Regions from separate parts of the Homo sapiens genome. Here region 1 is linked to region 2. Evidence: chromatin loops called from intact Hi-C (ENCODE). Cell type or tissue: GM12878. All regions are shown on one strand. Links, peaks and the distances in the headings refer to the core of each region. The heading gives the core; the rest is flanking DNA. Region 1 has its middle 59 kb from the start of SAMD3. Region 2 overlaps L3MBTL3 (L3MBTL histone methyl-lysine binding protein 3).

Region 1 (15,966 bases), core at 4,177-12,176, 240 kb after region 2:
TTAAGTATGCTTTAATTGCATGCAAATATCTCTATACTTTTACTCCCCGCTACACAATTTATATTATTGATGTCAAAATTTGTATCTGTTTATACTGTAACTTCATTAACGAATTTTTGTAAAGTTATTCTTAATATTTTTTGACTTTTAGCTTGTGTACTAAAATTAAAATCAATTTACACACCATCATTACAGTATTATTCTGTTTATATACTTAACTCTACAAGTGAATTTTACACTTTTATATGCTTCTGTGTTGCACTTCAGCATCCTTTTATTTCAAGTTGAATAATTACCTTTAGAATTTTTATAAAGCAGTTCTGATAATAAGGTATTCCCTCAGTTTTCATTTATCTAGGACAATCTTTACCTCTCCATTTCTGAAGAACAGTTTTGCTGGGTATCGTATTCTTGGTATACAGGATTTGTCTTTCAGTACCTTGACTATATCCTACCACTGTCTCCTGGCTGGTAAGGTTTCTGATAAGAAATCCACTGATAGTCTTATGGAGACTCCCTTGTGCAGAGCAGTTCTCTGAGTGGCCTTGGACCAACCCAGTTCTCTCCCTTTTCTTGCTTATAATTTTGAAGTATAACTATAGAATGTACAGGGAATGCAACATTCTCAGATAGGGAGGGACTGTCTGGAAAATCCCAGGCTCTGTTCTAGTCTTCCAAGAATAGGATGTCCTTCCATATTTTAGTCGAGTGACATGTGAGTCTGGGGTATACAGCTTAGGGTGGGCTGCTGTTTTTTAGGGTTCCTCAGCTGCAAGTGGGACACATGTAAATAGGACTCCATCCATCCTTAGGACATATTTTGGGCCAAAGAGATTTTATGTTGAGCTCTGCTGGCTTGGAGGAGGGGCTGACACAGGTAAAGTGAAACTGTTTCTCTTTCCCATTTTGAAGGGATTTTTCTCTGTGATGTGTTCATCTGAGCACTGCAACTTCTTAATTGGAATCTGGAGTTCTGATAAAGGCAGTTTGGCCTAAATATCTTTTTTTTTTTTGGTGTTTCTGTTGAGGAGGGGACAAGGGCTGTGATTTCCTATTCCAGTATATTACTGAAGTCCCTCTCCCTTTATATTTGATTGCAATGTCTCTTAAGACTCTTAAACTTAGTCCCTTACAATTCCTACTTTGCTATTTTTTTCTTCATACTATGGACTTTTGGGAACTATCAGGTTAGTCCTTTTTTTGGACCCTTGGCACTCAAAATATAGTCTGCTGACCAGCAGTACTGGCATCAACTGGGATCTTACATGAAATGTAGAATTTCAGGTCTCTAGACCTACTGTATCAAAATATACATTTTGATAAGATTCTTAGGTGAGTTGTATGCCCATTAAATGTGAGAAACACTGCTCATAAATGCCTTAATTCTGTATTTTTCTCTTTGATTCCTTGTGGTGTCATTTATTTATTTATTTTTTCTCCTGTATTTCCTGTAGACAGAAGTTATCTTGATACCAGTAGCTCTCAACTTTGACTGTGAAGACTTACTTGCTGATTTATTTTGCTTCTTGAATCAGCCTGGGTCCCATTATCAGCATTTTAAATTTTATTGACATAATGATAAGCCATATTAAAAAATAGTCGAAAGAGATTTTACCTTTTTACCTTGTCAGCTCTGGGTTTTAAATCTTGACAAAAATACTCAGATAAATCCCAAACAGTTCAGAAATCTATTTGTCTCAACTCCCAGTAGGGCTGAATTACACTGAACTTTGGAGGAATCACAAGTATATATTTAGTTTATAATAACCACTATATAATTTAACTAGAGTACACAGTTAAAGCACAATTGTATATAGCAATCTATTTATGATATAAATTTGAGTTTATTAATTTACCAATACCTCCCTCAACTAATGATATGGGAGAAAAATCATTTATTAATATATTATAATTATTAAATCACCTATTTGGTCTTGATTCAAATTTTTATTTTCCTGATCTTCAAGTCTTGCCCTCCTCTTCCCTGAACATTACATTATTTTCTTCTTTGTATATCATATTCTTTTTATTATTTACATTTACAATCCATATCAGTATGGTTGTGTTCTTATTTTAAAACGTTTTCTCCCCCTCTAACTCTTTGATTATGACCTTGCTCGGACATCTTTTAAGTATTGTGGTAGGCTGGATAATGGCCCTGCAAGGATGTTCACATTCTAATACCTAGAATCTATGAATATGTTGCCTTACATGATGGAAGGAACTTTGAAGAAATAATTAAGGATTTTGAGAAGGGGAAAATTTTCCTGGTGGGCTTATGTAATCTAGGTGGGCTTAATGTAATTACAGGGTCCTTATAACAGGGAAACAGGAGGTTCAGAGAGAAGACAGAAACAGGAGTTGGAATTACGTACTTTGAAAATAGAAGGAGGGGCCATAAACCAAAGAAAGTATGTGGCCTTTAGAAGAGAGAAAAAGTAAGGAAACAGATTCTCCCCTAGAATCTACAGAAGGAACTCAGGCCTAATGATACCTTGATTTTAGCTCAGAAAACCTCTGATTCCAGAGTTCTGACTTTCTGAACAGTAAGATAATAAATTGGTTAAATAATCATTTTAAGGCCTTATCATTGTGGTAATGAATTATAGCAGGAATAGGAAACTAGTACAAGTATAAAGCTTTAATCAGTTTACTAAGGTCAGGTTCTAATACTTTTCTGCAAGAATAAACAAGAATGTATAGGTAAGTAAAGAGTGGGTGGAATAATATGAGTCTCTCATAACAGATATTAAGCATATTAAAAATATTATAAAGCTATAATAATTAAAGAAGTGTGTTATTTAAACAAGTATGGACACATGTATCATGAAAGCAGAATAAGTAACACAGAGTAAGAACCTATGTATGTATATACACTTACATTATAATAAGGGTATAATTCCCTAATGGGTTCTTCTTGCCCACTGCCCAAATAAAACCAATTCACTGAGACTGCAGGATTGCAGTAGAGAAAGAGTTTAATTAATGCAGGGTTAGCCAAGTAGAAGACAGGAATTCATTACTCATATCAGCTTCCCTGAGAACTCCAAGGCTAGGTTTTTATGGATAATATCATGGGTAGAAGGCTAGGGAATGGGTGCTGCTGATTGGTTGGAGATGAAAATAGGGGTGTGGAAAATGGTTCTCGTGTGCTGAGTCAGCCTCAGGGTGGGGGCCACAGGACTGGTCAAGTCATGAAGCACAGGTCCAAGTAGAGCCAGTTGGTCACCAGAATGCAAAAGTCAGAAAAACATCTCAAAAGACCAATTGTAGGTTCTAAAATAGTAATGTTATCTATAAAAGCAATTGAGAAAGACAAAAATCTTGTGACTTATGGCCACATGATTCCTGAGAAGTAAGGGATTATAGAAAAGAAAGTTATGAAACAATGGCTTGTTCTCATTTAACTCTGCCTACATCTTAGGCATAATTTAGGCCTCTACCATAATCCTTATCTTGTGGCCTTTCATTAGTTTTACACAGACAGTTTCAGTCCTCAAACAAAGAGTGGGTCAGTTTTAGGGTGGGACTATTATCATTCTTGTTTCAAAGTTAAACTATATACTACATTCCTCCCATGGTTAGCTTGGCTTACACTCAGGAATGAACAAGGACAGCCAGCCTGTAAGGCTAGAAGCAAGATGGAGTCAGCCATGCTAGACTTCTTTTGCTGTTATAATCTTTGCAAAGGCAATTTCAAAGGCAGTGCTCATTGACACTAATTGATCAGCCATACTCTTCTTCAAACATACCATCTTGTTCTATTAAACATTCATAAATGGTGTACAGTCTACTGGTTCTCCTTTTTCTATTTTTTCTCCTGCTTGTTGCTTATATAACTCCTGTTCATCCTTAGGAATAACTTAGGTGTCACTTCTTTCAAGGATCTTTTTATGAATGCCCCAGGTACAGATTGGATGTTCTTCCTTGGTTCTCTGAGGCACAGGCTTGGTTTATAATGTGGTAACAAGCAATCCTCTAATGTTAGATGTTTTGAAATCACCATTGTAAAATTATAACTGAGACAATGACAGAGATCTGAGCTAACCGACTCCTTCTTGCTTCTAACCTCCAAGCTGTCTCTGTTCATTCCTGGGTGTAGGGTGAATTAACTTTGGGAGGAACTTAGCTTATAGTTTATAGTTTGAAACAAAGATGGTAACAGCCCTTTCCCAAAACAAATCTCCTTCTTGCTTGGGGACTAGATTGCCTTTGTAGGACTAACAAAGTAGCCACAAGATTAGAAATTATAGTTTAGGGGCCATGCAGCTGGAAGCTACAAGATTCCAAAACTCCCCAAATTGCTGCTGGGTATAACATCACTATTGTATAACCTAAGAGCAGTGCTTGAGATAGTTTGCAGACCCTGCACTTTATGGATCACTTGGCACCACTCAGATTGATAAACTGGCTCATCCAATCTTGTGGACCCCACCCAGGAACTGATACAGCACAAGTAGACAGCTTCGACTCCCTATGATTTCATCTCTGACCTGACCAATCAGCACTCCCAACTCACTGGCCCCACCACCTACCAAATTATCCTTAAAAACTCTGATCCTTGAATACTTGGGGAGTCTGATTTGAGTAATAATAAAACTCCAGCCTCCTGCATAGCCAGCTCTGTGTGAATTACCGTTTCTCTATTGCAATTCCCCTGTCTTGATAAAACAGCTCTGTCTAGGCAGTGGGCAAGGTGAACCCATTGGGCAGTTACAAATTAACACAATAAAAGAGTATTTCTTATTCATACAATTTCCATTGCAGAGTTGTTTTCTATTCTTCAGAGTTGTTTTCCTACAAATTATGGCTTAGCCATCTAGTTGGCTTCAGTCTTTTAGTCCTGTCAAAATTGAATTGAGATGGCTCAATTCAAGGCCTCCCTACAACTGGCACAGTGGAGGAAGGGTGAAACTGGAAAATAAGGCTTTTCATTGCCTCAGTCCAGAAGTGGCATCTTACTTTTGCTCACATTTCACTGGCTTTAACTATTCATATTTTCCTGCACAATAAGGAGCTGAGAGGTTCATTCTTCCACGTGCCTGGAAAGGAAGGAGAACTGGATAGTAGTAAAGCACAATAATGCCTACTGCACGCTCTGACCTTAGCTTGAGTGTATCACTTACTGCAGCCTACTGTAGTTACATAGACGGTGGGGAGACACGATGTGGTTAGACTCTGCAATTCTATCAAATATTCTCCCATGCTAGGGTCAATCTAGTACAAGGGTTAGAGAATGAACCTTAGAATCAAGTTGGATCTGAATTTAATTCTCAGCTCCACTACTTAACTTACTGTATGACCTTGGCAAGTTATTTCACCATCATGAGTCTCAGTTTCCTAAATCATAAAATGAGCTTAATAATATCTATCTAATAGTATTATTATAAGATTATAGAATTTAATGGATATAAAGTTCCTGTTCCTGGTACTCCACCAGATATGGTTTGGCTGTGTCCCCCACTAAATATCATCTTAAATTGTCATCCTTATAATCCCCATGTGTCATGAGAGGGTCCCAGTGGGAGGTATGTGAATCATGGGGGCGGTTTTCCCCATGCAGTTCTCATGACAGTGAGTGAGTTCTCATGAGGTCTGATCGTTTTATAAGCATCTGGCATTTCCCCTGCTGGCACTCATTCTCTCTCCTGCCACCCTGTAAAGAGGTGCCTTCCTCCATGATTGTAAGTTTCCTGAGGCCTCCCCAGCCATATGGAACTGTGAATCAATTAAACCTTTTTTTTTTTTTTTTTTTGAGATGGAGTTTCACTCTTGTTGCTCAGGCTGGAGTGCAATGGTGCACTCTCACTGCAACCTCCACCTCCCAGGTTCAAGCGATTCTCCTGCCTCAGCCTCCCAAAAAGCTGGGATTACAGGCACCTGCCAGCAGGCCTGGCTAATTTTTGTACATTTAGTACAGACAGGGTTTCATCATGTTGGCCAGGCTGGTCTCAAACTCCTGACCTCAGGTGACCCACCCGCCTCGGCCTCCCAAAGTGATGGGATTACAGGTGTGAGCCACTGTGCCTGGCCTAAACCTCTTTTCTTTATAAATTACCCAGTCTTGGGTATGTCTTCATAGCATTGTGAGAAACGGACTAATACACCACCTGACATACAGTAGGAGCTAAATAAAAAGCAGTCTTTATTATTACCTAGTCTTTGAGCTGCACCTCCCAGGGACATTATCTTTGTCTTTCAAATTTTTATTTCTTTCTCCCCTTTGACTCTTATCTTCAGTTGCAAATAATAATTATCTTTCCTAAGTTAAAAATAAAAAACCACTCAAAACAAACTAAAACTTTGCTTTAGGCTATTTTTCCATTTCCCTCTTTCTTATCACCAAACTCAAATGTTTTCTGTTGTGTTGTTTTTCACTAGCTACTTCTACTTTTAAAAGTTCCCATTCACTGCTTGGCTCATCATAATCTTTGTTTTCCTATTTACTGAAGCTATTCTCTTGCAGCTTATAACCAGCCTCCTAATCACGAAGTTATTAAACTGCACAAGCGTTTCACCTTGCAGGTCTTTCTTGTGGTTTGACATTTAATTATTTTTTTGCCCTTGATAATGGCATGTAATGACATACCTCTTACCCTTCTCACCATTCCCAAACCTTCTTCCTGGTTCAATTTATTTTCCTGTCCCCTCCGGCAGGATCTGCAGAAGGTTCATTTTTTGGCCCTCTTCTCTTCTCTCACATGCCTCCCCGTGGCACTCACATTCCCTCCCAAAGCTTGAAAATATCACCTTTAGACAGGCATCTTCTATGTCTAGCCTCTCCTCTGAACTCTCTTCTAGCTTCCCAATTGCCTAATCAAAATTTCTCAGACTTTTTGTTCCTGCACTCAAATTTACTGTGTCCCACTTGGATTCTGTACCCATTTGGCCATTGTTCATGGTTCTATTTCAGCATGTACACATAGAATCCCATATTATAGTTATTTGGAACATTACATTGCAGTCGTAAACTCCTTGGGACAGGAGTTATCTAAAGATAGTCTTTATCTTCTTGCCTTCCCTCTTTATTTTCATATTAAAATTTAGTAATCATCTATATCACCATCAGGATAATTATAATATGCTAATTATGATATGTGTAATATATACTTCAAAATAAATGTTCACATTAAAAATGTGACACAGTAGTTCTCTGATACCCTCAGGGGATACATTCCAAGACCTCCAGTGGATGCCTGAAACCATGGATAGTATTGAACTTTCTATATACTATGTTTCTTTCCTACACATATGTGCCTATAATAAAGTCTAATTTATAAATTAGGCATACTAAGAGATTAACAACAATAGCTAATAATAAAATAGAACAATTACAACAACATACTGTAATGCAAATTATGTGAATGTGTCTCTCTCTATCTCTCTCTTTCAAAATATCCCATTGTACTGTCCTCCCCTATTTTGGATTGTGGCTAATGACAGGTAACTGAAATTATGGAAAGCAATACTGTGTATAAGGGAAAACTACTGGTTAGTGTGATTGAGCATAGTTGGAATCACCACACTTCAAACTGTTAGAGAAATGAAAAGTCTCTTGCTTACTGATTTTATAGTATAAAGTTATTATTTCCTCTTTATTTACATTTCAGGGCCATCAGATGTGCACCACTGGGGATGTTAAATTAGGGTTAGAGGTGCACCATTGCCAAGATGGGGAAGACAGAGCCCACATTTTCCAAAAGAACTTGAAAGCTTGTGAATGAATGCAATGTCCTCTTATCTCCCTGCATCTGTTCTTCATTTTTCCACTCTCTCTATAGAGGAAATCTAATCATGTCACTCTTCTGCTTGAAATCCTTCAAGAGCTTTCAATGGCCTTTAGGATAAAATATAAGCTTCTTACAATGGAATTAAAATGTATTTCAGCTGGGTATGGTGGCTCACACCTATAATCCCAGCACTTTGGGAGGCCAAGGCAGGAGGATCGCCTGAGGTCAGGAGTTTGAGACCAGCCTGGGCAACATGGAGAAACCATGTCTCTACTAAAAATAAAAAAATTGGCCAGTGCCACTTGTCTGTAGTTCCAGGTACTTAGGAGGCTGAGGCGGGAGAATCACTTGAAGTCAGGAGGTGGAGGTTGCAGTGAGCCGAGATCGTGTCACTGCACTCCTTGACTCCTTAACATTTCCCCATGTTAAGCTTATGCGCCAGTGGAATAGACCTACTCACAGATCTTCAAATAATCCATGTTTTCTTAAACTTTTCAGCATTTGCACATGCCATACTCTGCCTAGAACAGATATCCTCTGCCTCTGTAGTAAATTCTTCTTCCTTCAAGACATGACAGAGCTACTCAGGAAAGTCTTACCTGGCTGAGGCCTTGCTTTACTTACTTAACATATTCACACAAGCCACACACACACGCACACACACAAGCACACACGCACACGTGCAGGGAGATGGGGGGTAGAGAGAGAAAGAGAGAGAGAAAGATTTGGCCTTACTCTTTGCATTAAATTGGCTTCCATAACTAGGGAAATGGCCTTGTGTTCTAGTCCTAAAGAGATGGTAGTCTTAAGGAGATAACAAACAGAGGAAAACAAGAAGCAGAAAATTCTACTACCAACACCTATGAAATACATGTTATATATATTATATACATAGGCAAGTATAAATGCATAGTTGATCATACAAGGAAGAATAGAGCCTCCCCTGGTGGCAAACTGAAGTGTGTGAAAACATGAGCTGTTGTGACTGCCCTGAAGTAGTCTTGGTCTCAATAGTACAGAGGCTTAGAGTTTAAAATCCTCATGGGAACAGAAACTGAAGCTTTGTATTCAAAACAAGAGGGGGATTGAAATGGAGACCACTGAATAAATATGGGACTTTCAAAAGTACTGGACTTCAGGGAAACCCTCAGAGAAAGAGTGTTCTAAGAAAAAAAAAATCTACTCACTGGTACAGAGAAGACAAGGACGCTAAAAGTAACAGCTGAAACAAAAGAGAATTTTCTGAGAATTCAAATTCCAAACTTGTGTTTCATGCAGGCTCAAGATTCAAAATAATAACTTCTCACAAAGTCTGGAAACCTTGAAAGAAAGAGATTGGTATAAAAATTGGACCCAGCAGGGTGATTCTCTTGGGGCATGTAAAAGAAGCAAATATAAAACTTTCAGGGAGGCATGCCCTCAACAGATGCTATTCAGCAACAATTTATAAGTCAACAGACACAGCAATGGGGATAATCGGAACCCCAAGAATTTCAGCTCCTAGGGCACTGGTCGAGATTATAAAATTGGTTTGTCCTAAATGAATAAAAAATAAAATGTGGAATTTAAATCCTAAGGAAAAAAAGGCACTACAAAAAACGGCACATTTGAAAAAGAATGAAATATAATTTCTAGAAATAAAAAAGTCAATAGACTAAACTGAAAGTAATATACAACTAAAGGACTTGCAAACAGAGTTGGAATGAAGACTATTACTCAGAATATAGCACTGAGAGATAAAGAATTAGAAAACAGGTAGGAGAAATTAACAGATATGAAGGTTAGAATGAGAGCCACAGTCAGGTAGGAGTTGTAGAAGGTGGTGTTTGAGAGAAGAGGGAGAAGTAATATGTTGAGGTAATGGCTGAGAGTTTTCCAGAATGTATGAAATATATGAATCCTTAGATTAAGGCAACATTATAAGTCATGAGCAGGCTAAATAAAAATAAATCACACATAGAGCCTTATAGTAAAACCATCAAATACCAAAGACAAAAAGAGGATCTAGAAGGCAATCAGCGAGAAAATACAGATTACCTAAAAAGAAACAAAAATTATGCTGTCACATGCTTTTAATAGCAAGAAAAAAGGCTAAAGAGAAACGGTATATTGTATTGCCTTTCTTCAAATTACTAAGAGAAAATAATTGTTAATCTAGAATAAATTATACAAACTGTCATTTGGGAAGGAGAGTTAAAAATAATTTTTTGACAAAATTAAGAGTATTTACCACTTTCAGATCTATGATGAATAACGACTTTTAAAGGATATAAGTAAGGAAAAAGCCAGAAAGAATAGGCTTCAAGTAATGATGGTAAGCAAAGAAACTAGTAAACATGTGGGTCAATATAAAGAAGGATTGTTATTATTATTTTTTTGAGAGAGGGTCTTGCTCTGTCACCCAGCCTGGAGTGCAGTGGCGCTATCCTGGCTCACCACAACCTCTGCCTCCCAGGTTCCAGTGATTCTCCTTCCTCAGCCTCCCAAGTAGCTGTGATTTCCATGTGATAAGAGGCGTGTGCCATCACGCCAGGCTAATTCTTGTCTTTTTAGTAGAGACCCGGTTTTACCATGTTGGCCAGGCTGGTCTTGAACTCCTGACTTCAAGTGATTTGCCCACTTCAGCCTCCCAAAGTGTTGGGATTATAGGCGTGAGCCACCATGCCCGGCCTAAGAAGCATTTCTTACACAGAACAGTAATGATAATGGTTATTAATTTTGGTAATAATATCAAGATATAATAAAATTCCAAACATCTCTAACACTTAATAAGAAGATGAGTAATTTTTATTAGAAGAAGGTTAGAATTATTGATTTCAATTTTAGTTCCTGTTTAATCAAGTATATATGTTAGCAATTTCAACATAATCACTTAAAAACAGAAACTGATCATATAATATCTAAATAACTAGAGAATAACAAGGATTAAAGATAACTTAGTTAATCTTATAGAAGGCAGGAAAAGATAAAAAATCATTTTAAAGAGAAATCTGAAAAAGAGAGAGAGAGGGAGAGAGAAAGAGAAGATAGATATAAATCCAAATATTTCAGCAATCAAAAGAATGTCATATGAGCAAAATTCTCCAGTTAAAGGAGCAAGGCCATAAATTGGGTGGTAAGTATTCAATAAAATTGTCTTTATAAGGGAACATAAACATAAATATCATGGCATAAAATGACTTAAAGTAAAAGGATGAGAAAAAGTTGACCAGGTAAATAATCAAAATTAGGCTAGTGTATCTATATTAACATAAAGAATGCACTCGGAGAGGGATAGCATTATTAGGGATGAAGATGGTTACTACGCGTTGATAAAAGATTCAAGTCACAAGGAAGTAATAACATTTCAAAATATATATGCCTCCAACAACATATATAGAGAACATTTTATACAATAAGAAGGAGAAATAGGTAAACCCACAGTTCTATGGGGGAGATAAATGCTTGTTCCATAATAGTAGAGTAAGCAGACATGTAAAATTCTTTATTTGCATCTCTGTTTGTAATAGCAAAGAGTAGAAACAACTGTCCCAAGTCAAGGAAGTAGATAGCTAAACTGAGACTGATTTATACATTCAGTTAGTATTCAATGGTTAAAAATGGACTAGATCTCATGGATAAGATGGATAATTCCATCTGATCATTCCATAATACTGAATGACAAAAGAGTTGCAAAACGTTATATATAGTAGACACCAAGTGGAGATATGAATTGGATATATAAACATGGAGCTTGAAGAGATGTGGGCTGAAAGATACATTTGGCAGTTATCTGAATACATTTTTTGAAAGCATGAGTATTCACAGTCATCAAGGAGAGTTAGTAGTGAAGAAAACCCAATTTAGAACCCTGGGATTTCCAACAATTACAGATCAAATTGAGAGAAAGAGAATCAAGCAAATAAAATCCAGAAAAGCAGCCTCACTAGTAAAGAGAGAGAGAGGGAAGTAAGGAGAGCTCTCATGTTGCTTGTCTTCACTGATTCCTACTTTAAATGTGTTCATGAGAGGTCATGATGCCCAAAGCTATGTCAGCCAGTTGGAAGCATGAGGGTGCACGGTTGAGGATAAAAAGCCAATATGCTAAGGGTGGAGGATGAGGAGAGAAAAAACATGACATTATAGAGCCAACTAATCCAGAAACTCACTATATCTATAATTCTGTTATATGCGATAAGCATGTATTTTGTAATGTCATTGCTAGTTGTATTTTCTGTTACTTGAAGCCAATAGCATCTTATTATGCCCAGTGACAATTTTAAAAGTCCATCTTATTCCCAGTTAAAGGAAATGTGTGTTGAATAAATGGCACTAGTGTTTCACTGGGGTTGCAAAGATAACTAAGACAAGTCCCAGCCCAAGATTTCATAGTTTAGGAGAGAGAAATTTACATTTAAAGCCATAAGAGATGGTAGGACCTTGAAGACTTTTGATCACGGATATGAGATAATAAAGGCAGTGCTTTAGAAACACTAGTTTGTTGTCATAATAAAAATGATTATGCACCTTGGGTACATATATCTGTCTATTTAGCATATTTTATTTTATTTGAACCTTATAACAAATCAATCAGGAAGGTATTGCCCATGTTTTATAAATGAAGAAATAGGTTTATGAACTGAAATAATTTGCTTAGGATCAGATAGTGATAAGATTGAAACTAAGTTTGTTTAGCACCAGAAGCCAGGCTCTTACCTGCTTTCTTCCATGCTATGCCGTGCCTCCTGTGGCACCATCTGCCTTTATCTCACACACTTCATTGACCCAACACAGGATGGCCAGAAGGGAGGAAAAGTGAGCATCAAGGAAACCAATTAAGGTAGGAGAGAGGCAGTGTAGCAAGGGAAAAGGAAAGATCAAGATGGTAGGCATTTCTGAGAGGAAGAGTGAGCCTTAATGACAGACTGGAGACATGGGATGAAGAATGCTGAAGCTTCAAAGGGATGTCAAGGTTACGGCACAGTTCCTTTCTTTTGAAAGAACACTTGGTATTTATTGCCTCCGTTCCTTCATGTGCTTTTAACATATGATCATCTAGTTTTTGCTTCAAATTTTCTCTCTTTTTTTGTGGAAACTGTTCTCTAGGTATGTACCCTTGGCCTACTCATTGAAAATTACATAGATATAGATATCCATATATTTTTTCTATTCTCCCGATGCTTCTGTATTTTCTTTAAATTTTCTCCTTCATTGGCTTCTCCAAAATTAATTTATCCCTAGAGAAGCTCATTCTTTATTTATTTGTTTTGAGATAGAGTCTTGCTCTGTCGCCCAGGCTGGAGTGCAGCGGTAAGATCTCTGCTCATTGCAACCTCCACCTCTCAGGCTCAAGTGATTCTCCTGCCTCAGCCTCCTGAGTAGCTGACTAGAGGTGCACACAACCACGCCTGGCTAATTTTTGTATTTTTAGTACAGACGGGGTTTCACCATGCTGCCCAGACTGGTCTCAAACTCCTGACCTCAAAGAATCTGCCTGCCTCGGCCTCCCAAAGTGCTGGCATTACAGGCATGAGCCACTGTGCCTAGCCTTGTTCTATCTTTCAAAATCTCTCCTTCCCCTAAACATTTGCCTACCTCCAGAATTACTTTGGATGCCACATTTCTTACCTATCGTTTTGCTTGGCTCCAGTTTTTTTCTTCTGTCTTCTAAATGAGCATATATGGTATGTACTTTGCTGTAATGATCTTTACCTAAGTTTAGTCTCCTCCTAGAAATCTTCCAAACAATTCTCATCCTTTGACACGCCATACTTCTTTCTGCCTTGTTGCTTATAACAATCACATAACATTTTATACATATGCTTATTTGTACCAATATATGCCTTGTTTAAGGAGTAATTTTCATGTATCTTGATAGTCCCCATAGTGCCTAGCATTCTTGCATTTAGTAGACAATTATTCATTCATTTCTTTATTCCTTCAACAAATACTTGAATGGGAGGAACAAAAAGGGGAAAAGCAGAATAAATAACTATAAAAAGTGTGAAACAGGAAAAAGAAATAAGGTGTTAATTTGAGGAAGATTTGAAAACCTGTATTCTATTTTATTTTATCTTTTTTAACCTGATAGCCTTGGACTTGTTTAAAATCCAATGAGAGGTAGAACACACAAGGGAGAGAAGTAAGCAAAGGGTTATGAAGAGATCCTCTAGAAGGATGCTGCAGCTAAGAGTTACAGGTGTGGCCGGGCGCAGTGGCTCACACCTATAATCCCAGCACTTTGGGAGGCCGAGGCAGGCAGATCACGAGGTTAAGCAATCAAGACCATCCTGGCCAACATAGTGAAACCTTGTCTCTACTAAAAATACAAAAATTAGCACGGGCATGGTGTCACGCACCTGTAGTCCCAGCTCCTCGGGAGGTTGAGGCAGGAGAATCGCTTGAACCCGGGAGGCGGAGGTTGCAGTGAGCTGAGATCACGCCACTGCACTCCAGCCTGGTGACAGAGCATGACTCCGTCTCAAAAAAAAAAAAAAAAAGAGTTACAGGTGTGCTGAAGTCTTGATGTCCTCCGCTCCAGGTGGCACAAGCTTCCAGCTATAAGCAGCCAGTGTGTTATGCAAATTTGTTTTTAAGTAGACCATTTTGTGAAAAATATTAGGAAGCCCTTTTGTGAGGTTCCCAAGAAAGTAGATGAGGATGTGTATGAGTCAGAGTACTCTAGATAAATAGAACCAGATATATCTATACATCTATATAGAGAAAGACAGAGAAAAAAGAGATTGATTTTAAGGAGTTGGCTCACCATATTGTGGGGGCTGGCAAGTCTGAAATTCGTAGGGCAGGATGCCAGCAGGCTGGAAATTTTGGCAGGAGTCAATGTTGCAGTCTCAAGTTTGAAGGCAGAATTCCTTCTTCTTCTGGGTACCTCAGTCTTTTCCCTAAAGGCCTTCAACTTACTGAATGAGGTCCACCTACATTACGGAGAGTAATTTGTTTACTCAAAGTCTACTGATTTAAATGTTAATCACATCTGAAAAAAAATAGCTTCATAGCAACAGCTAGACTGGTGTTTGACTAAACAACTGTGTACCATAGCCTAGCCAAGGTAACACATCAAATTAATCATCACAAGATGGAAGCCAAAGGGACAGGTGAAAGTTCGGCTTTGGGTAGGAGGAGGGTCACCTCCACCAATGTAAAAGGAGAAATGTGGATGGAAACTAATGTGGATGTTTAGGTAACTCCAAATCTATGGCTTCTATTTCCTCTGTGAAGCTGGGATGAGAGGAGGAAATCAATGGTTTAAAGATAGTGATAGGTTTGCAAAATTTACTTAGGTGAGTGGGAGAGTAGTTGCCAAGTGAAATAGACTGAGACTGCTGAGAAGAGCTAAAGGTTGGTGATTACAGTCTTATGAGGGGTGTAAATGCTAATAAATGCTCACAACACAGCTATTTCACTCTATTTAAGATGGTATCTTTTCAAGTATTGACACAGTATTGCTCTTTACTTTCTGCTAGCAAACATCACCCTTTGGTTAACTTCTATGCGCCCTTCTATAATCTCTTATTTCATGGATTAGACCTACTGAGTGTTAACTGTGGTAACACTTGTCTGGGGACCTTATTATTTTTTGTCTTGTAAGACTACACATCTAATAAATAACACAATTAAGGGTGGTGCACAGGAGACATGGTGAATGAGCTTAAGGAGAAGGATGTTGTTGTTGAGGCTACTTTAAATGCTAGAAGTACTTTATAGGCTTTTAGCATAGACTCACTGCTCTGTGACTCAATAATAACACACTTCTTTAGCCATCATTCAAAGGACAAGTGTACACACTGTGCAATAGGGACTCCATACGTATTTGAAAATACAAATGAAGATGTGGCTTTTCTTGATTCTATTTTCCACATCTTTGCCTATTTGCATATTATGTTAGCTCTAGAAAATGGCTAGGAGGCAGACTTTTTCCACAACTGTCAATCCAGTGTTCTCCTCTTCTTGTTTGTTTGAATTATCTGATAAGCGGCACTTATTTATTTGAGAGGTAGTAAAAGGTAAAGAAAAAAAAATATATATAGAGAGAGAGAGAGACAGAGTCTCACTCTGTCACCCAGGTTAGAGTGCAGTGGCACGATCTCGGCTCACTGCAACCTCCACCTCCCAGGTTCAAGTGATTCCCCTGCCTCAGCCTCCTGAGTAGCTGGGATTAGGGGCACCTGCCACCATGTCTGGCTAATTTTTGTATTTTCAGCAGAGATGGGGTTTCACCATGTTGGCCAGGCTGGTC
Region 2 (15,966 bases), core at 4,525-12,524:
GAATGTGCATGTATAGTTAACGAGTACTAGTTAAGTTACCAGAGAGCTTTGTGGAAATGGATTTTCCTTCGTGACGTCTATGCTGTAGCTTCAGTTGTTGGCATTAATAACAAATATTTTCATGGGAAGACATGCCTTTTGTAATATACACTTTTAAATAAACATGAAACCGGATTTAAAAACTCATTTTTATTCATTAAAAAAATTATTTAAACATTCAACAGATACAAAAAAGTATACAGAAAGAAGGCTCACCACCATCAATATATGAGTGGTCTGCTTCCTCATAGGGGTTTTTGAATATAAGATATTAACTAGTTTAATCACCACCTGATGTAAGTGGTACATGGTAGACTGGGGCTGCCAGGGATTTATTTACATGAGAGAGTGAGGAGGTTCATCCAGCAGATAGAATATCTCAAGGGAGAGTCAGGTTTCACAACTTTGGTTTGGAGATGAGGAGTGGTGTAGGAGAGAGATAGGAGGTAATTCTGAGGAAAGTGTCGTATGTCATTTAGTCTGTTCTCCAGCCCTTTTGTTGGAGGCTGAGGGAAAGAACATTGTAATAAAAGCAAATTGTTTCACAAAGCAGGGACTTTCAGAGTGCAATACTTTTGCACTAGTGCCAGCAGTAATGGTCTCGGTCTTCAGTAGTCATCAGCTCCTTGACATCCACAGTGGGCAGTGGTAGCAGCATGCTGGGCATCAATGCCTTTGGTTGCAGCCATGGTCAGCCATGACATTACGTATTAGTGGGAATCAGAAGCATTTGGTGGACATCTGAACCCCAAACTTACCTCTTATGACATTAGTAGTGGCTGGAGACCAATAGAAGTTAGAGGAGATGAGGAGGAAAAAGCCGAATCTTGTCTGGTAGCACAGAGGACCCACCAGGGTGTACTTTCAGGATACTTCCTTAGGAAATCTCAGCACCATTTAACAAAAAAAAATTGTGATGGGGTTTTCTGCAGAAGGAGAAATACTGTTTGTGACTTGCATTGTGACTCTCTTACCTACCTGTTTTGTGTGTGTGTGTGTGTGTGTGTGTGTGTGTGTGTGGCCTGTGGAATACAGGTGGATTGTGGTGTAGCAGCAGGTGATACCTACAAGAACAAAACACAAGAGCATTTCTAAGTACTGAAAAAATTTACCGAGTCTCAGGAACACGAATTGTTGAAGGGAAAGGACTTTGTATGTTTGTATGCAAGTATACACATTTACAGAGGGTGACAACAAGGGAGGAAGACTTGGGGTGACTTAGAAGCAGCTTTTCTTAAAATAATATTGGTTCCTGGCTGTTCTGCCTCATTAATAGATGGTGGAAGAACAATCTGTTGTAGCCATTCAGTCTTCTTGTAATAATGAAAGTACCCATAGGCTTCAAAATTAGATGATGGGAGAGACAACATAGTAAATATTTTTATGCTATAATATTGTATTCAGAATCTCTGCAAACCTTAGAATGAAAATATGGGTGAAAACTATTTTTACAAAGGTTAGATATATGTTTTCAGGCAGAGTACACTGTGTATCATTAGTACTGTTTCATACAGCAAAGGCATATTCTGAGTATTTCTTAAAACATAGTGAACATTTACTGCAGGTTATATACAGTACTAGCTTTTAGATATCTGCTACTTTCTATTCCTCCTGTCAGACAGGATTTTGCTGCTGTGAATTTTGTACATATATGGTTTTTAGGTAGGAAAAGACTAAAAATCTATTTGTGGCGTCTGCATGTCTTACTGACATTTTGTTAGTAAGCATGTACTTTGAAGGTACTTTATCAGATACATGTTGCACTGATGTGGACTTGGTATTTATATTAAGAACTTTGGCCCTAATAAACTAGTTTTGTCATGTTCTGAGGTGTACCATATTCTGGTGAAAGTAGATTTTGCCAGATTTTCGGAGGAGAACAAAACTCTATAAAGATTAAACGATGGTTAACAAAGAAAGCTCACTGTTGGAAACAGTCTGACCTGGGTTCAAATGGTGGCCATGCTACTGGCTGTGGTTTTGGTTGAGTTACCAAATCTTTCTGCACCTCAGTTTCTTCAGTGTAGACTAGAGGGTTGATAAAATCCCTGTTTTTCTGAAAAAAATAATTGAAATAATATATGTAAATTGCTACTTTGAATCCTTTTCTGAAAGAAAGAAAGATTGAATCAAACTTACAAAAGTATGTATTGTGCCTGACACTTAGTATCTGGTGAACAAATGCTATTATCAAATGCTATTATATTTATGGAGACTGTAATAACCAGGATAGTCACAGCTGACAATTTTATACTATAAGATAATTTCACTAAATTTCCTTAAAGTGTACTTGCCAAAGAAAATAATGGAAATGGTTATCTAGAGATTTTACCAGAAAAAACAGTAAAACTTTTTTTATTAAAGGATCACTCAGATATTACCAAGTTTATCCACCAGGGGGAAGATATTCTGTCGCTCTACTGTCTATCAAAAAAAAAAAGTTACCACTCTTAAACATCACTTTATAGGCAGTCGATATCATTGCTGGTTGTTACCTGTTTAGTGAGAGAGAAGTCATACTAAGTCTTAATTCATTTCATATTTCTATTATTGATTAGATTAATTCTTTCTCAGCTCTTTACATCCTGGGTCCTGTTTTGAGGCTGCAGTCTTAATGGTAGTGAAATCTGATTTAAAAAGAATTACTTTTAATTGATGCATAATAATTGTACACATTAATGGTACACATGTGATATTTTGATACATGCATATCATGTGTAATGATCCAGTCAAGGTAATTGGGATATCCTTCACTTCAAATACTTATCATTTCATTGCTTTGGGAATATTCAAAATCCAATCGTCTGACTCTTCTGAAATATACAGTAAATTATTTTTAACTATATTCACCCCCTGTGCTATAGAATACTAGAACTTACTTCTCTTATGTAACTGTAGTTTTATACCAGTTAATCAACCTTTGTCTATTGCCTCCCTCCCACCCCCTTCCTAGCCTCTAGTAACCACTGTTCTATTTTCTGCTTCTATGAGACTTTTTTAGCTCTCACATATGAATGAGAACATGTGATATTTGTCTTTCTGAGCCTACCTTCTTTTACTTAACATAATGTCCTTCAGGCTTATCCATGCTGTCACAAATGACAGGATTTCATTCTTTTTTATGGTTGAATATTCCTGTGTGTGTATAAACCACATTTTTAAATCCATTCATCCACTCATGGACACTTAGGTTGATTCCATATCTTGGCTCTCAAGAATAGTGCTGCAATAAACATGGGAGTAGAGATATCTGATATACTGATTTCCTTTCCTTTGGATATGTACCCTGTAGTGGGATCACTGGATCATATGGTATTTCTATCTTTAATTTTTTTGAGGATCCTCCATACTGTTTTCTATAATGGCCATACTACTCTATATTCCCACCAAGAAGATACAGGAGCTCACCTTTCTCTGCATCCTCACCTGCATTTGTTCTTTTACATTTTTCATAATTGCCATTTTAATTGGGGTGAGATGATATCTCCTTGTGGTTTTAATTTGTATTTGTCTGATGATTAGTGATTCTGAGCATTTTTTTAATGTACCTGTTGGCCATTTGTATGTCCCCTTTTGAGAAATATCTGTGTAGATCATTTCCCCATTTTCAAATCAGATTATTTGCTTTTTTGCTGCTGAGTTATTTGAGCTTCTTATATAATCTGGATATTAATCCCTTGTCAGATGGATAGTTTGGAAATATCTTTTCCCACTTTGTAGGTTTTCTCTTAACTATGTTGATTGTTTCCATTGCTGTGCAGAATCGTTTTAGTTTCGTATAATCCCAGTTGTCTATGTTTGCTTTTGTGGCTTGTGCTTTTGAGGTCTGTAAAATCTGATTCTTCTTCAAATTTAGATTGTGTAAGTTTTGAAATGATCAGAAATAGGCTTAATAATATGTCTAATATTTGATGTTTTCTCTACTTAAGGGGGAAAACAGAAGAAAAAATATTGAAGCGTCTAGTAAATTCCAGCAGAAATTAGCTGTAATTAAAAGAAACAGAAGTTTTTTTTTCCTATTAAGTATTTAAAAGTGAATGTATATTATATATGTAAGGAGACTGCACTTTTAAAAATCTTGAATTTTTGAACAAAATTTTCAAGCATATACAAAACTAGGATGTAGTAGAATAAACTATCATGGACCCTTCACACGTCTTGACAATTGCCAACACATTGCCAATCTTATTACTTCATCCGCTTATTAATTTAGAGCAAATTTCTCACATTACATCATTTCATCTATTCCTTTCAATTTGTACCTGTAAAATATAAGGAACAACTCCTCTTTTAAAAGTACATGCTGTCATCATTTTGCTTAAAAAAAAGCAACAGTATTTCTTTGATATCATAAAATATCCAATTTGGCATTCATACTTTCCTTCCTAATAATCTTTTGTTTAAATCAGGGTCCACAGATTATCTATGAATTACAATATTGTGATTGGTTGATATGTTTCTTAAATCCCTTTTCATCTAAATTTCATACTTCCTTGCTCATCTTTTTTTGTAGTTTACAGTATTGGCTTTCAGACTTTTTGGTCTCAAGTTCCTTTTCACTTCTAAAAATGGTTGAAAGCTCAAAGAGGTATTGTTTTTATAGTTTATATATATATATTTGCTATATTAGAAATAGTTTAAACTATTTAAAAATAACAGTAAAACCAGTACATGATAGTATATATAAGCATAATTTTTATGAAATATAATCACAGTTTCAAGAAATGCATTTTTTAAACATTTTTGCAAATCTCTTTAATGTCTAATTTAATAGAAGATAGCTGGATATCTGCTTCTGCATTCTTGTTGCATTGGGTTGTTTTGCTTGAAGTATATGAAGAAAATCTGGTTTCATGCATGTATGAGGTTGGAAAAGGAAGGAATATTTTAATAGACTTTTCATTTAATAGTGAACATTCTTAGTTACCACACTAAAACTTGACAGGTGGTGGTAGTTTCTTAAAGATTATTTGCAGTGTGCAGTTTGGAACCTTACCAATGAACCTTATCAATTATGAATCATAATCTGTTACATTAAAATCTGTTGGGGCTAGGTGCAGTGGCTCATGCCTGTAATCCCAGCACTTTGGGAGGCTGAGGCAGGCGGATCACTTGAGGTCAGGAGTTCAAGACCAGCCTGGCCAACATGGTGAAACCCTGTCTCTACTAAAAATGCAAAAAATTAGTCAGGTGTGGTGGTGGGCGCCTATAATCCCCAGCTACTGAGGAGGCTGAGGCAGGAGAATTGCTTGAACCCGGGAGGCGGAGGTTGCAGTGAGCCTAGATCATGCCATTGTACTCTCCAGCCTGGACGACAACAGCGAAACTCTGTCTCAAAAAAAAAAAAAAAAAATCTGTTGGTCCATCTTGCACTTTAAATGGATCATTTACCTATGCATAATTTTGTACCATCATGTGTTGGTCATTTTGAAAATTTTGCTTAACCGAGTTAGGCAGATCTCCCAAGTGTTGACATATTTCATTATGAAATATTTTAAACATCACATCCATTACTATCACCACCCATCCACTGCCTTAGAAAAGTCTTTAGCCATCTGGAAGCTGGCAAGCCCATGGTGATGCTTGTAAGTGTTACAAAATCCTGATTTTTCTCTTGAAGGTTCAAATTTAATTGGCAGCTACAAATACTGTTAGTGTTTTCTTTCATGTGACAGGCCCACTTCATTAATTTTTGACAAAATATTTACCAGATATCCAAACCCGAATAAACATAGCTTGTTAAGTGAAAAAGGCATTCCGTTAAAAACCAGGAGCTTGCATCCATGGTACTTTGGCATGTCAAAGTACTTCCCATTTCATCACACAATATTAAAAAGATGTATATTCAGATATCAAGACTTAATAACATTTATTATTTTTACTTCATCAATAATGGTCTTTAGTGAAATTGACATTTATTTACTGTGCATGCATGGTGGGGAAGAATGCAATGGCTGCTACTACAGTTGTTGCCACTGCACCGGCAATTTTATCCTCTCTTGGTTTTGCACTATCAGTGCAAATGTCGACACAGTGAAGAAGGCAAAGAATGTGTGAGTATTTTTATGAAAATAGTTGACTTTTTGGACCTTTTGAAAGGGGCTCAGAGACCCTTGAGGAATGCATGCTTTGAGAAATGCTGCTAAAGAATTTCTGGTAATCTGGATTTTCTTCCTTATATCTTTGTGGTATGATTTAACAACAGGCTTTCTTTCTCTGATAGCTCCTATAAATAGACTTGATCAGATTAGGTTTGATTTTGTTTTTTCCTGGCAAGGCTACTTCATAGATGGTGTTGGGTTTGCATTCCTGGCAGCCATCGATGGTTGTTGCCTAGAACCATTAATTTATTAAAGGTTACAAATTATAATATTCTATCATTCCTTCTTCACTTATTAGCTGGAATTCTTTCTAAGGGGAAACTTTATCTGCCCAGTGATATGGTTACTCTAACATACAGATCACATTGGAAAGGCAGGATAAATCCATGTTTCCTTTTCCAAATAGTGAGTTGGTTTTCTTGAATCCTGAGAAGGTGATCAATGAGGTGTTCTTGGTTTATTTGTTTGCTTTGAATGTCATTATGAACTTGTGGATTTCAGTTTATCTGATGTGTTTCAGTTCACTGCAGCTAAAATTAGTAAGGATAGTAAGGATACTACTTTGCCTTTCTTTGGCCAGAAGAAAGGGGCCAGAAGAAGGGGCCTATTCAGGTTGGCTCTTGAATTCTTTGGATATGACTTCTGTTGTCTTTGATAGCTTCTTTGCTTTCTTGTTTGACAAGATGTTTCAGTTTCATCTTGGACATTTCCTGCTATTGAGCAGAAATCAGCTTCTTCTATGGGGAGAATTGTGAGAAATGGTATTTAGACACCACAGTCTGAAGCTAGACTGCTCATTACTGTTGATTGATGATTGTTTCTAGATTCTTTCAGTGGACAAAACTAGAAAATACACATATTTCTAAAGATAAAACACATCATGAATTCATACTGATACCTCCATTCAGATTTAGGAGCCATCAATCTTTCATCAGTTGTCTATGATACCAACATAATTACTTATTTGTTTTTCTCATGTTACAAAGACAACAGTCTTAGAACAACAGTATCAATACCACAACCAATGATGTGATTATGGAAATTTGTTTTCCAATTTTTTTAAAAAATGAAAATTAGAAATTTTATCACAATTTAGGTAGCCAAATTGGTTATCTTAACAGAGCCTTTTTATGGGTATTTGCTGTACATTTTGAGACTGTTTTCCTATTTCCTAGAATAACAAATTGGCAGATTATCATTTATCCATACCTACTTTTTTCTAGTGTCTTAAAACAGAAAACAAACTACTTACAGGCAAGGAATTCTATCCATATGGCATTATGACTTTTTGTTTTAAGTGAATATGCCTTGAATAAATGAATTTCTTTTGTTTATGAATAGAAAATGTTTACCATAACACTTTTTAACTAAGACATTTTTATTAATATTTTTTCTCTATACTTTTCCAAGGATCGTACTAGGAAAAAAGTGTTAATATTTTTGAAGTAGCTGTTTTTAGATCCAGGGATATGGGATATTGTGATCAAGAAAATTATGTAATTAAGGGAAACTGAACTAACGAGTACTAAATTAAAAACAGATTTCCATGTGGAATATTTAGTGATATGCCTTCTTTTCCCCTTTCAGGTTAAAAAATAAATCATGACTGAATCTGCCTCTAGCACAAGTGGTCAAGAGTTTGATGTGTTCAGTGTTATGGACTGGAAAGATGGAGTGGGCACGTTACCAGGAAGTGACTTAAAGGTAAACCCTCTTTATTACATACAATTATGTGTGTGTGCATCTGTGCGTATGCTTACTTAAAATTGGATACATATGTGAAATAAAAATTAAAAGCATTAATCATAGTGGTGTAGGTTTTAGATGATGCTTAGACCTCCACAATAAATTTGCAAGACAATTTGAAATGCTGATGGAATGGCAGAGCCTTTGTCACTTGGATAAGGGGAGTAAGGAATGTTTCTGCAGTATGTGCTTATTTCGCAGAAATTGATTTATAGTTTCAAGAAGGATCATCTCAGTTTTGACTCTTACCGTGACAGCCTATAAATGCAGAAATGGCAGACTTAGAAGAGCTATCTTTTTTGATTTTGTAGTAATGGGCTTTGTAACTTTAAGTGAATAGCCACAATCTCTGTGTCCTAGAGTTCTCATTTAAAAACTGGATAATGTTAAAGTATTGAATAAATAGGATTATTCACCTCTCTTAAATTAATTATACTGTAAATATGGATTTTTATATAATGACTTGTTCAAAATCGGGTTCTTCCTGTAAATCCGTCTGCCTAAGTATAGATGAGAACTCTTTGGAGAGCAATACTTCAGTCTGCTGCTTTTGTATAACCTTGCCCTGCCTCCTTTTCCCAGTAACCCCAAACCTATTCCAGGACCACTTCTGTTGTCCCATGAAACATGGTTGCGCAAGCACCGATCTGGGAAACCAACTACCCCCATCTCTCATTTCTAATTTGCTTTTGCTCTGATCCTATCTCTGGAACCTTGAACCGGTCTGTGGCCCTTTAGACTTTGTGTTTGCACTTGATCGTTCAGGTATTTGAACTTCACATCTCCCCAACAGGCCATTGCTGGGCTTACCTCTCAAATGTTTGGTATTCTAGGCTGTCTTGAATAGAAATTCTTGCTCCATTATTTAGGCCTCCTGGAATCTAGTCCCTTTTAGTGGCTGCTTGACAAGTATCCTAGCCAAGCCTGCCCTAGCTCATCCTCAGTGGTGAGATTGGGACAATCTGCCTGTCATTGGAAAAATACTTAGATTTTAGTTGGGTTGGGTTTAATTAAGTGTAATGTGCCAACACCTCTGAGTTTAGTTTAACAAAAATGTTGCACTGAGGTTTAGTAGAATCTGGAGAGGAGATTGGGTTTTCAGTTTTAGCTCTGTATGACCTTGAAAAAGCCAGTTAATCCCTTTCGGTCAAGTTTCCTCTGCAGTAAATTAGGAATTAATTGAATGCCAAGCGTTTTGCTTGCGCTGACATTCTCCAAATATTCATCTGGATAAGATATGACAGAGAAAGGTTGCTGAACATTTTTGAGAAAGAAAAACTGTTTCTCAAACTGGTCATGTCAACTACATAATAGCTACCCAAGCTTTGTCAAATTATTTCAATTGCCTAAGTTTTGGAAGCCTTATCTGTAAAATTGAGGACATTAGAATCTATGTGATAAGGTGGTTTTGAGGATTGAAAAAAATAATAGAGAACACTTAACAAATTGTATTTTTTCTGGCTTTGTGACTTACTATGTACAGTGCCATTTTTAATTGCTTTACTCCTTTATTTCCCTTGTGTGTTTTTATCCATTTTCCTCTCAATGGCTTTTTTTAAAAAAAACTGTCACGTGGATGATGAAATTTGTAAATTTTTTTCAGTTAGCTTTTAACAATAGAGTGAAGTTTCCATCCCTAAGAAATCTGTATTGCTTTAAGGTTTTCTAAGCAATGAGTTTTAGAAATTAACCTATTACTTGTATTAAGGTAATCAGGTAATTAAGCCATTTAGTGGGTATTATCATCTGAGTTATTTGATAATGACTTTCAGACCCATCTAATTATCTGGGTAATTGCCATGTATCCAATTCATGTGCTGTAGACAGTTTGATACCTCCCTTAAAAAATAATTTAAATGTCATTTTCTTTTACTTTATGACCCTTTTTATCTGAGATTCAGAGGTGACCCAATTGATTATATCACTGAAGATTTCTAATTCACTTGCTTCCTACTTAAAATCCAAGTTGCTTAAGAAATCTGATTAAGAAATTGATTTTTCACAAAATTAGGATATTAGAAAGAACTTTGAATGAATCATGAAATTTTCTCTCACTTCATTCTTTGCCTATTTTATCCTACCTAGGCTTCTATGTTTCAGTGGGTAGAGGCATCTAGATTTCCTAGGCTAAAGTTAATTCAGTTAATATAGTCAGCAAATCTATAGAAGTCAATTTCTTATCATGGGAACAGGTTTTTGTATGCCTCAATTTTTGCTGTTTTGAAATAACTTTTCCTGTAAAATCCCCATGATTGCTATCCAGTCAAGTTACACCCTTCTTCTTCACATTTTTTAGCAGTTGCCAGAATCTTTTTGGTGAAGTTCAAGCCCCTTAAGTTTACCACAAGAGTTTTTTGGTGGTCTGGCCTCTGCTTTCCTCTCTGGCCATGTCTCATTTCACTCCCACTGCCACTCTTGTTTTCTCCCCAGCCCAAACCACTAGTTGAAGCCTTCACACGCTGGGCCCTTGTTACTGTTCCCTGTTGCTGGAATCCCTTCTCCACACTGGGCTATCGCATGCTTATATAAACAGAGCACAGACATCTCTGGGTGCAGTAGGGGAAAGAATAGAGAACGTACTCTCTGCTGAACACTCTACCTGCATCTTTTTATTTAATTCTTTTATTTTACCCTTTTTAAGATAGTTTTTGTCTCGTCAGTTTACAGATGGGGAAATGGAGGCCTGGAGTAGTTAATTCACTTGTTTAGGTCAGTTACTGGCAGGGGTCTCAAAACCAGGCTTTTCTGATATTTAAAATGGATTATCTTACACCTGCTATACTGCTGTCTAAAGAGAGAAAACACCTTCATATCAAAAGAGATGCAAGGAAAATTTTACAGGAATTTAGAGGAGGTAAAAATTTATTTCAGCTGGAGGGATCAGGAAGGCTTTGAAAAGCAGATGTCATTTGAGCTTCAGGTGCCTGGAAATATGTAGGAGTCTCCATGAATACTTTAGGGAGGAAGGGAAGGAGAAGGGCTTCCAGAAGAGGGAGTAGCTTAAGAAGGTACAGAGTGTTAAGGGAGAAACAGCAAGTGTCCACTGACATTCTTGAAAATATTATAGTCATTAAAACACTTTTGCCTAAGCAAGCTTTGGAAACTTCACCAATGCCTAGTTTGTCCTTTTAAAATGCAAATTCGTATTTGTAGATTAATGTCTCAGCGCCAGCTGTAAGAACAGGGAGGTGACTAAGTGGCAGTGCAGAGGGACATGGTAGGGCTTCCCATAACTGAGCAGTTTCCCTACCTGAACTTCTAATGATGTCTGAAATTTACAGAGAATTATTCCTCTGGGTCATAATGTCTTTCGGAGTCTCTCAGTAAAATGCAGATACACTCCTGAGAGGACAGCATCTTATCTAGTAAGAATAATTGCCAGTTAGCCAAGAGCAAGACCCTGCCTGCAGTAGCAGGCAGAGACCCAACAGTAAAATTCACCGCACTCTTAATACACGGTTTTTGCCTTGCTTTGATTAATGTTGAAAACAATTTAGTTATCAAACATCTTTGCCCTTAAAACACACTGGTAAGTCGATTCAAATCTCAGCATTGAAGGTAATAAAATGAAAATAACCTCAACAGTATCTTCTAATGATTTATTATTAAATCAGGCAAATATAGGCAAAAGATCCTTTGACTCTACAATCAAAAATAAAAAAGAGAGTTGAATCAATTAAAGGTAGTTCAAGCCAAACAAAACATGTGCAGTCCCTTATATATTTCAGGCATAATTTTTTTCTGATTGACCTGGATATATCCACATGCAGAAAAAGTTAGCAGATGTGTTTTGTTTGCTTAATAGTAAATCCCTTTTGTAAAGTTTATAATTTTGACTTTCTTGGTTGTAGAGTGGAGCCACGTGGCAAGTTTTTTACATATTTTAGCTCTCTAGGTTAAAAGAACTAATGATTTAAAGAAATATAAACAAAGGTGAAATTTCCATCATTCCAAAACCATTTGTAAAAGCATCACTAATTTCAGAACCTGGGTGTTTTATTGGAAAACATAGTGTTAGGAAATGTATCAGTCTTTCTGGAATTCTGTCTGTAGGACTTCAGTAATGTTAGCAGGACCTATCAACCTTTGTGGTCTAACATTTTCTATCATAGCAATGTTGTGGAAGACACAGTAAGCCCAAATTGAGAAATCAGAGAAAAATTTGATCCCTGTATGTTTTTGCATATGACAGAATATTTTGAAAATGTTTTGAGGTATTTAATTTTTGAGATAAGCAACTTTGATAAGAGCAGGTATTCTTTATTTTTTTTTCAGGCTTATAGTATGCCTTGAAAACTATGAATCTTGTCCCCAGAAAGCTGTATATGCACATATCATAATTTTGCATATATTTTATGGGATTAATCAACCCTCAAAGTCCATCTGTGGATCTCTGGCTTACAAGAGTGAACTGTGCCCCGAAGTGACATTGCATCTTTACTTTGTACTTAGACTGTAGGTCAGTTACTGGCAATACATTTTAGGAGAAAGAAAAGCTGACTGGGATTGAAGGTTGCATCGTGGGAATCGTTCCTTTTAACTTTGAAAGTATTTGAACCTGAAGCTTCCAGGTGTCATAGTTCTGAGTTCTGACTTGAAGATTTCACTCAGTGATGTTTTCTTTCTCAGTCTTTGAAATGGAGGGTGGTTTGCTGTTTTACAGCAATTTGAAAACTTAAGCCATGGGAGACTTTCTGTTTAATGTAAATGTTTGATGCTATTTCTTACATTTTGTATTTGTCAAATAAGCATAAATTAACATCAGTGACATATGATAAAAGTAAAATTACCTGAAGTGCATTGTCAAGCTTGTGCCTATTGTTTTTGAATTTTAATTCAAATTGATTTTTTATCACATTCTTTAATATCATTAATTAATAATTATCATGGTAGTTTGTTTTTTCTGCTCTTGCCCAGCAGATGGTACTGTCAGCCTTATTTTGAAATATTCTGTCTTCAAAGTGATCATTAAAAACATTTTTTTAAAGATTTCTTTTTCTAAAAGTAAAGTTATTTTTAGCTCTTTTCCTTCTAAATAAACTTTTACCTCTTCCTACATTGACATTTTGGTATACACACTTGGTATAGTACTCACATATTACCTGGGAACTGGTATCTGGAATACATAGTAGGGTTCGAAGACATTCTCACATTCCTTAACCATTTCCACACGTTTAGTCTAGAAACCATTTAATAATTGTGGACTATGCATAGAACATTGTTTAAGGTGCTGTTTTCACCTGATAGAAAGAATAATTATTGATACTTTTTGTTGAAGAGTTTTCCAACTTGCAGTTTAGAATGTAGTTTAGTAAAATAAATAATTCTATTGGCGTGTTGACTAAATCGATTTTTTCGGATTGGCAAATGGAGGGCCTTGCTTAAATACTCATAATTTGCTCATAATTTCTGTGAAAGATCTGAAACATCTTACTATCCTTTTGAATTTTGAGCTTTCTAGCTTTTTCATCACCTGCTAAAATTAGTGGGTCCCTAATGTTATTCTGTTTTATGGAAAAACAGAAGGAATACAGAAAACTGCTTGAAACCCATGAATGTGTGAGTAAACCTCACTGTTTCAGAGAGAACAAGGTCTCCACACGTAGGTAAGCCTTCAACACACACACACAGTACAACCAGGTTGTTGTAGAAACATACTTTATTTGAAGTGTGCTGTCAGGTGAAAGGAAATTTTCAGTATTTGGAATGGAATGTCCATGAAATCAAGATGCTGTTGCTTTTTAGTGATAAAATCAGCATGTAGCTAGTAGACTACTTGTTCAGGTCCCAGAGAAATTTCCAGTTATTTTAGAGGGCTACAAGTGAAGATAATGCAGAATTCTAAAGAGCAGTGAAAGAAAGAGGAAATGTGGCACTGGGGTTATGTGGTTCAGGCTTCAGCCTTCTGTGCTCACTTCTTGGATTGTAAGGAGAAGGATGTTCAGGCCATTATTTCTGGCATAGGGATATTCCTTCTCTCTGAACTGGGTGAGCCTGGGCAAGACAAGTTGATTCCTGGGAAAAGAGTAATTCTCCTTTTACTAAACGTGATTTTTAAATAAAAAATACGACGTAAGAAAAAATAAGTCTTAGTTAAAACACACACACACACACACACACACACACATACACACACAAAGTGTGTTTGAAATGATAGCCTATCAAGTAAGCTGCCAGCTCTATAGGACAGGGCAGAGCAGGGTCATTGGTATCCTTCAACAGACCTTGCTGCTTTGTTCTGTTCTCCTTCCTTGAATTCCAAAATTAGTAAAATGCAAAGGTCTTAGTATTGGTGGGAGGTGTATCAGGATATAATTGTCTAAATTAACTTTTACCATGTAATTAATTTGCTTGAAGACTATATGTGTCAGCCATTAAATAATTAATGACTTTCCTGAGCACTTTTTAAATTTTGCCTTTCTGCTGTGTTGTTGCTAGTTTCGGGTAAATGAGTTTGGAGCCCTGGAAGTTATTACAGATGAGAATGAGATGGAAAATGTTAAAAAAGCAACTGCTACCACCACTTGGATGGTACCAACTGCTCAAGAAGGTAAGGATGGGTCATCTGCATTTTATTTCTTGCTTTTGAAAGATTTGAAATAAGAATATCTAAAGTTTTATAATAGGCTGGAACTTTGAAGGCCCCGGGTAATTTTTGTGCCTCATGTTGTTAGGTAAATTTCTATAATGAAACTGATAGGAGCCAGCATTTATGTTTTAAAATAACTATAAACTGTCTTCTTTGTCCTAATGCCAGATCTGTAGTAGCACAAGGTTAGTTGGAAATTAAGTAAATCCATGTTGTAGCCTACACAGGTGATTTAGCCAAAAGCCTGCCACTTTTTTTCTCATCTACTCCGATGGTTGTAACTAACACCTATATGCTGATGACTCCTAAATCTACATCTCCAGCCCCGACCTCTCCCCCGAGCTCCAGGCCCGTATTTCCACCTGCCTACTGGACATCTCCACCTGGATGTCCCACAGGTACCTCAAACTCCACATGTCTGAAATGCAATTCATTTTCTATTTCTTTCTCCCCTCCCCACAAACCTGCTCTTTCTTCCCTAACCCATATTTCAGTTGACAATAGCACCATCCACCCAGTGGACAAGCAAGAAACACAGGAGTCATCCTGAATTTGTTCTTCCCATCCCCATATCCTGTTACTTATACCTCTTGATTTTTATTTCCTAATATGTCTCAGATCTGGCCTTTTCTATCTATCATCTTTGCCATGGCCTTAATGTAGGCTCTTCTCAACTCTCATCTGAACTATTGCAGATGTCACTCTACTTCTAATTTTACCCCCTTCCAATTGGTCCTGCACCTTGAAGCCAGAGGAACTTAACGTAGATTGCTTATCTGACACTTCACTGATTTCTCATTGCCTTTTTAGCAGAACATACAAAGATCTGGGTGCCTGCACCTACCTGCTCGCCTTGTCTCCTCAGTCTCTGTTTCCTTCTTTGTATGTTGTGTTCTGGCAGTGCCAGCAGCACAGAATTACGTGTAATTTTCCCAACACATCATGTGGTTTCATGCTTTCTTGCCTTTACTCATACTGCTTTTTCTGGCTCAAATGCCATTTCTCTCTTTGTCCAGTTGGTAAATTCCTCTTTGGCCTTCAAAACCCTGTTGAGGCTTTCTATCAGAAAATCCTTCTCTGACCTTACCCCAGGCTGAATGAATCACTTCTTCTGTACTACTTCTGGACCTTGTTTATGCCTCTAGTATTGCATGTATCACATTTTATTATAAATACTGGTTTTCTTGCCTCTCTTTTCTTCTAGACTGTGAGCTCTCTTGGGCAAGGTCTCTACTGTCATTATTAATGTCTAGAATAAATTGGTGCCTAATAACTGCTGGCTGAATGAATGATTAGCCTAACAATTCAGGCAAAAGGAAATGCGAGTTTCTACACAATTTGGATAGCTATGAGTCAGGAAATGTACTACATTGAAAGCGTAATAGAAGAGATGTTGATTTAGCCAATTAAGTAAAACAAAATCATTCATCAAAAGATTATAAATGTGAAATAAAAGAAGATCCTCTGAAATTTTCTGAAAGATACAAATAT

What was found. Peaks named below come from ENCODE experiments on the same cell type or tissue, not always from the same donor. Only the 100,000 strongest peaks of a DNase experiment are listed, where the experiment ranks them.
Region 1: a loop joins it to region 2, with 3 times the contacts of the local background. A loop is called at or near these places in 20 of 110 quality-filtered maps.

Annotation. Positions count from the first base shown.
Region 1 is chr6:130,273,752-130,289,717 of GRCh38, forward strand. It overlaps a transcript of SAMD3 not described here. Among named protein-coding and RNA genes, the nearest start is that of SAMD3, 59 kb to the left of the region's middle. In GM12878, for the core only: a CTCF peak has its summit at 8,686 (motif pointing left); no DNase peak of the experiment used is centred there.
Region 2 is chr6:130,034,958-130,050,923 of GRCh38, forward strand. L3MBTL3 (L3MBTL histone methyl-lysine binding protein 3) reads left to right here. Exons shown (of 23, transcript NM_032438.4): 3 at 7,728-7,844; 4 at 14,325-14,436; 5 at 14,799-14,873. The coding sequence starts at 7,743. Among named protein-coding and RNA genes, the nearest start is that of L3MBTL3, 24 kb to the left of the region's middle. In GM12878, for the core only: no CTCF peak of the experiment used is centred there; no DNase peak of the experiment used is centred there; H3K27ac peaks cover 464 bases.